Linked DNA regions of Homo sapiens: region 1 is linked to region 2. The links are chromatin contacts, found by Hi-C or POLR2A ChIA-PET in ENCODE. All regions are on one chromosome and are shown on one strand. The core of a region is the stretch at or near the end of the contact, and the rest is flanking DNA. Distances in the headings are between cores, read along the strand shown.

Region 1 (2,935 bases), core at 60-2,559, 220 kb before region 2:
GAACAATGTACCTGTGAATCACGAGAGGAGACGCTGAGCAAATAATCCTGTCTTAAGGAAAATATTGGAAATATGTCTAGAAAAAGGATTTTACTCTGACTAATGATACTGGTAGAAAATGGTTAGTTTTCCATTATTTTTATTCTTGTCAGAGATGGCAGAAACAGGAATTTGGGATACTCAAGTGGCTGCAGATAAAAAGATTATGTGGGAAATTGAGAAGCTAGTTATACTTTTGTAATGTAAGTCAGGCACGTAAGTTAGAACATGGCTACACTTTTGGTGACAGAATAACTTATGATGCTTATGGCTGGGAACAGGGTAGAAGGCTTGTGCTGCAAAGCATTTATCAGCATGCATCTTTAAAACTGGCTGCTCTTGTTACCTAATTTCTTACACTTCTTCTTCCCTTACAAAACATGAGTCTTTCCAATCAAATTCCACAAAGTTCATTTATTAAAACATTTTGTTTTGGAAGAAGAAGGTGAACATACATACACATACATACATGCACACCCCTTAAAGGCAGGGTTTCTTTTTTCTTTTTTTTTTTTTTTTTTGAGACGGAGTCTCGCTCTGTCGCCTAGTCTGGAGTGCAGTGGCGCAATCTCGGCTCACTGCAAGTTCCGCCTTCCAGGTTCACGCCATTCTCCTGCCTCAGCCTCCCGAGTAGCTGGGACTACAGGTGCCCGCCACCATGCCCAGCTAAGTTTTTGTATTTTTAGTAGAGACGGGGTTTCACCGTGTTAGCCAGGATGGTCTCGATCTCCTGATCTCGTGATCCGCCCACCTCGGCCTCCCAAAGTTCTGGGATTACAGGCGTGAGCCACTGTGCCCGGGCCTAAGGTAGGGTTTCAGGAATGACATTTTCCAAATGACCTTGGGTTAAAATTACTTGTAATCCCAAGCTACTTTGAAATGTTTAACCTCTGCACTCATTTCAAGTTTTCTTAAAATATACTTTAGACTACATGGGATGGAATGAAGCAGGCAAGCTCTAGGGAGGATAGGAGATACCATATTCCTGAGGCCAGTCAGCCTGTCAGCACTGGCATACCTGCAGAGAGCTCCTAGGACAGTGGTGATCAGACAAGTTGTGCAGTTCTGATGGAGAGGTTTTCCTGAGCATTTGGGTGTCCTAATTAAATACAGCCTTATTTCATGATAGGAGTGACTCAGGGTCAAAGGCAATGGGAAATGCTACAGAGAACACGACTGCAACACCAGGAAGGCTTTGGAAAGGCAGAGGCTAGTGTTGCAGAGAAAGAGCCCAGGCAGGGGATTGCAGAACAGTTTCATAACCTACCACTGGGAGGGCCTGGGCAAGTCATGCATCTCTGTCGCCTGGTTTTGCTCTCAAAGACTATGACTCAGAAAATCAGAGGTGGAATTGCTTTCTCTAAATTTCTTAGAAAATGTTATAAGGTAGAGGAATAATCTCTTCCCTGAAAAATCACGACCAGCATGATTGAATCCCATGCTTGCATTCCCAGCTGCACTTTTCCAAAAGGTGTTTTCAATTATTTTCAGTGAGCTAATGTTCCCTTGACTATCTTAAAGACTCAGAAGATCGGGACAGTTAAATTTGAATCTTGAAGAAAACAATAGCAAACAGCTGCACAATGGACCCATGTGGACAAAGGTGCCTGGGGCCTTACTAGAAGGGGCATTCATAGAGTGCTTCATAGTTTAGGGAGGGACTGCCCTTGGAACAAGCCCTCCATGGAAGGAGCTCAGAAGGATCAGCTGCAGACAGTGAAGCAATGAGCTTTGAGATAAACATCAGTGAAGTTTTCTGTGGCTCCACGCACTCCTATCAGGAGAAAAGCTAGCTGGCTTTGCAGTTGCGGGGGAGTAGGGAAGATGAGTGTACTATTTCCTCCCTCCAATTTTGTTCAGTACTAGAGGAGGTCTTAGAGATCATCTGAGTCAATTCCTACAGTTCACAGCCTAGGAAACGGAAGACAAGACTTGCTCCAGGTCACTGAACTAGTAGGTGGCAAAAATGGAGACTAGAATCCAGTTGTTCCTAATATGACATTCTACTTAAAAAGCCTGACTAAATCTTCCTCAATTAGCCACGGGTGTCTTCTTTTCCAGATTATTAACGAGCAATGAATTCTTACTTCATACAAATGCCTATGAAATTTGTATTTATATTATACTACCTTTTCACTCAATGTAAGACATCAGTAAAGTGATTCAGTTATCAAATATCATATAAAGAACCATAATGGGAAATGCTTAGTTCTAGTCTGTTAAATTGTTCAGTTTTAGAAATGTTTCTGCTTCCTATCCTTTTTGCTTGACATGAGGCTTTGACTTATAGGTGGATGCAGAAAAATCTTCATATCTTCATCTCCATCTACTCTTTAGGGCTTTAAATTCAGTTAATCCATTACTTGCATAAAGTTAGTAAAAACAAAGAATATTTAATTTTGAAGAGTATTAGCTAGCATTGTTGAGTAGGAAAGAACAGGAAAACCAAGTAAATCTCTCTGGATGGTTTTGCTTGTGGATATGCGTGTAGTAATAGAAAATGCAACTGAACTCTAAATAATAAAATACTTCCTGTAGGGCAAATACAGCCAGAAAAATTGGAAAGCAGATCAATAAGATTACTACATATCTTTAAGCCACTGAAAACAAGAGCTAGACGTTGGAATGTATTAGCAAAGTAGCTATGTCTAGACACTTCATGTTAACTATATTATATAACTTTTACTCTTGGATACTTTACTGGTAGGGAAATGGATAAAATGATCCTCACTGATGCCTTCTAATACTGGTGCCTTACAGAGCAGAGGTGGGTAATGTCCTTATTTCATCAAAGGATACTTTCTCTCTGGAGAGTGTAAACCATGATTGATTCAAGTACATGCAAACAGTGACTTACTTAGTGCTTCTGAAAAATTTCTGAGTCAGAAGGACAAAA
Region 2 (2,887 bases), core at 339-2,838:
ACAAGGCAGTCCCTCCTGTGAGAAACCCACAAGAACTTTCCTAAAAATGTCTTACTCATCTGAAGTAAGAAACAACTTCCTGAGCAGGTAAAGGACCGAAGAGAGCTGGTGACTGCAAAAGGCTTAAAAGCTAGTTTGGAATCTCCCTGTTTTACCATGCACCCACAAAAAACAAATCTGTAAGACAAATCTTTACAACCTGGGCTAAATGGCTTATATCAGATCCTAGCCACAAACAATAAAGAGTCTCTTTTGAAATTAACAGTCTAAATACTTTTTGCCTAGGTGTTAATTTTTCAGTTTAATTGTACTTTGAATTTAGTATAACATTTTAAGTACTTATTTGCTTTTACAGCATACTTACAACTTGTGAACTACAACAGACTCAAATAAATCTGAATCCCATGGAATTCCAATTACGGTTTTCCATTCTTTTGAACCATTGAGACTTGATGAGCCATAAAATCTCTTGACATGTGAATTTGTATACAGTGTTATATAGGAAAGAAGGGAGGAAAGGACTCTAAAGATTGTTGGGAGTATTTATTTTGTGGAACTGAGATTTGAGATTGCCAAAGGCTTTGTAGACCTTAGAGACAAAATTGCACTGCTCTTCCCATGTTGCAGCTAAGGTGACAAGCAGATGAGGTAAGGTCAGATAGTTAAGTCACTAGCAGATTTTGGTCCAACATTTCCTGTCCATCAGATATGTGGCTTTTCAATTGTTTAATACCTGGGGTTCTGCTTTCTTTGTTTTTAGCTGTGAATTAGTAAACTTTAAAAAGCGATGAATAGTGAAGCCAGAGCTTTTTTCAAAAACCTTTTTTTCAGCTACTAAAACCTGAGATAGTTTGCCTTCTCTTAAAATTCAAATCACAAGGTAAGATATGGTCAGGGCAAAAATGGATGGTATTCAAATAGCACATACATGAGGTATACTATAGCCATTTCTTTAACTGCCACAAACAGAACATTTCTCACATAGATAAACTAAATGGGTGAAACTCCTGCTCAGGGACAGTATAAGCAGCAGACCCAGGGCCAAGAGAAGTGGGGTACAGTCATTGCTCTCACCTCTAGCAGATATGCTGTTGACCACTGTCATATTTTGATGGAATTACTCCTTGCTATGCAAGCTTAATATCCTCTAGAACATGTTCATCTTAAAAGAACCCAACTTACAGGAAAGGAAGTATGATCAGACTGTTTATGCATTTTCTGTCTTCTCAGTATTCAGAAGTTGCTGAAAAGGAAAACATAACCCAAATGCTCTGGACTTACAGTCAAGGGAAAATTAAACAAGGCTCAGATAACCAAAATAATTTTAATTTGTACAAAGCATGCAAGAGGACAAGCAAAACACAGACCACAAGAAAAATGGTCATTCATGTTCCAGCAGATTACAGAATAAAACTTTTCCACCTGTCTGTAATTAGAGATGGCATATGGCCCAAACTCTCACTTTGCAAAAATCATGGAAAAGATATAAACCAATCATCCTCAGGAACTAGGAAGAGTGGGTAAAGGTAGAAGTAGGATGCTCACTGTGGCTCATGATTTAATTGTTTACTCAGCAGGAAGCCAAGCCACACATTAACCCTCATCCTCTAACTGCCTGAACCTCTAAGTACTCTTAAATGTATTAAATTTCCCTATTTTCCTTGCTCCTTGTTTACTGATTTATGACAGCTAAAATCGAGGACCCAAAAAAGTCCTCTAAGGATCAAAATGTTTCACATTTTATACTCTTCAGGCTGCTATCCATCCTGTTTCTATGGCAAACTGTGACTTCAGTAGTCACAGTAAAACATAGGCATCTGTTGTTGTGGTTTCTAAATTTCTGAAGTTTGAATTTCCCACTAACAAGTTAGGAAACGTTTGGTTTCCCAAGCATACCACTTTAGCCACTGCCTCTGTGTAGGCAGCCAGACTACAAGGAGGTGAAAACCAGTGAACTTATCCATTCTGGTACGTGACTGGCCCCTGCTTTGGCTTTTTATTAAATGTGGTGAACTGAACAACAATTAAGGTAAGAAAGCCACATAAAAAAGGAAAGCCTTTAAAAAAAAAAACACAGGCTTAAAAAAAGTTTTAACTTTTTGCTCAGAATAAGTTCTGGAAAAGGATACATGCTTTCTACAAAGGAGAGAATAAAGGAGAGAATAAAGGAAAGAAAAGCAGCCCAACGAAGAGTAGAGGTTAAGAGAAGGAATCATATTAAATCCTCCAAAATGCCCACGTGCAATATCTAAGTGAAAATAACCTGTGACCTGGGAAGAGAAAAAAGGGACTAATGGAGGTTAAAAACAAAATTTAACAGCTACATTGGAATGATTTTCTAAAGAACCATTCCTGGATTCTTTAATCTGCTAAAATACAAAAGGATCATTGAAATATAAATGGATTGTGAGCAATAAAAAAACATATAAATATTCTTAATAAGATAAAATACATACACACATATTTCTAAGGATATATATATATATATTTATTATTATGCCCTTGAAGTCTGTCAGAGAAATGGCTGCCTGTTAAAAATATTTTCCAAGAACTTTAGGTTCCTTGAAATGTTCTATGGAAATGGTATTTATGACAAACCCACCACCTCTGGGGAACATGAGATGTTATTACTGGCAAAGTCACAATTTTTTAAACCATCCAAAAATAATTATGAATTTATGCCAAATGACGAAACTTGCTATATTATTATAATGACTAAGAGAATATTTGCTAATGTCTCAAGATCAAGGCTCAAAGTAGCCATGAACCTATAGGAAATACTGTGACACAACACTGAATTGCTAGTGGTGGTGATTTGGGATCTTTGACAGGCAGAATATTACAGCACACAAATTCACTGGAGAGGATGGCTCATGAGATATAATAT

What was found. Hi-C counts contacts between places; a loop is a spot of excess contacts on that map. ChIA-PET counts read pairs that join two places held with the same protein, here RNA polymerase II (POLR2A). Pooled maps may share reads with other maps.
Region 1: a loop to region 2 is called in a pooled map, with 2.2 times the contacts of the local background. The contact joins two enhancer-like sites. A Hi-C loop is called at or near these places in 1 of 168 maps with a recorded cell type or tissue (chondrocyte), 9 of 37 single-sample maps with no recorded cell type and 10 of 50 pooled maps. POLR2A ChIA-PET finds 5 or more read pairs at or near these places in 5 of 52 experiments (HepG2, PC-9, Panc1 and 2 more).

Annotation. Positions count from the first base shown.
Region 1 is chr3:100,088,910-100,091,844 of GRCh38, reverse strand. All of the region lies in intron 1 of CMSS1 (cms1 ribosomal small subunit homolog), which reads right to left. All of the region lies in intron 1 of FILIP1L (filamin A interacting protein 1 like), which reads left to right. Among named protein-coding and RNA genes, the nearest start is that of FILIP1L, 24 kb to the left of the region's middle. RefSeq lists an enhancer at 1,172-1,672. Within about 2 kb of position 1,309, at least 3 of the 41 ENCODE cell types and tissues checked have a DNase peak (open chromatin) inside an H3K27ac peak, as active enhancers do.
Region 2 is chr3:99,865,357-99,868,243 of GRCh38, reverse strand. The region is part of intron 1 of CMSS1 (cms1 ribosomal small subunit homolog); the gene reads right to left. The region is part of intron 4 of FILIP1L (filamin A interacting protein 1 like); the gene reads left to right. The region is part of intron 1 of LOC105374010 (a long non-coding RNA gene); the gene reads right to left. Among named protein-coding and RNA genes, the nearest start is that of HP09053, 43 kb to the right of the region's middle. RefSeq lists a silencer at 1-99. Within about 2 kb of position 1,588, at least 3 of the 41 ENCODE cell types and tissues checked have a DNase peak (open chromatin) inside an H3K27ac peak, as active enhancers do.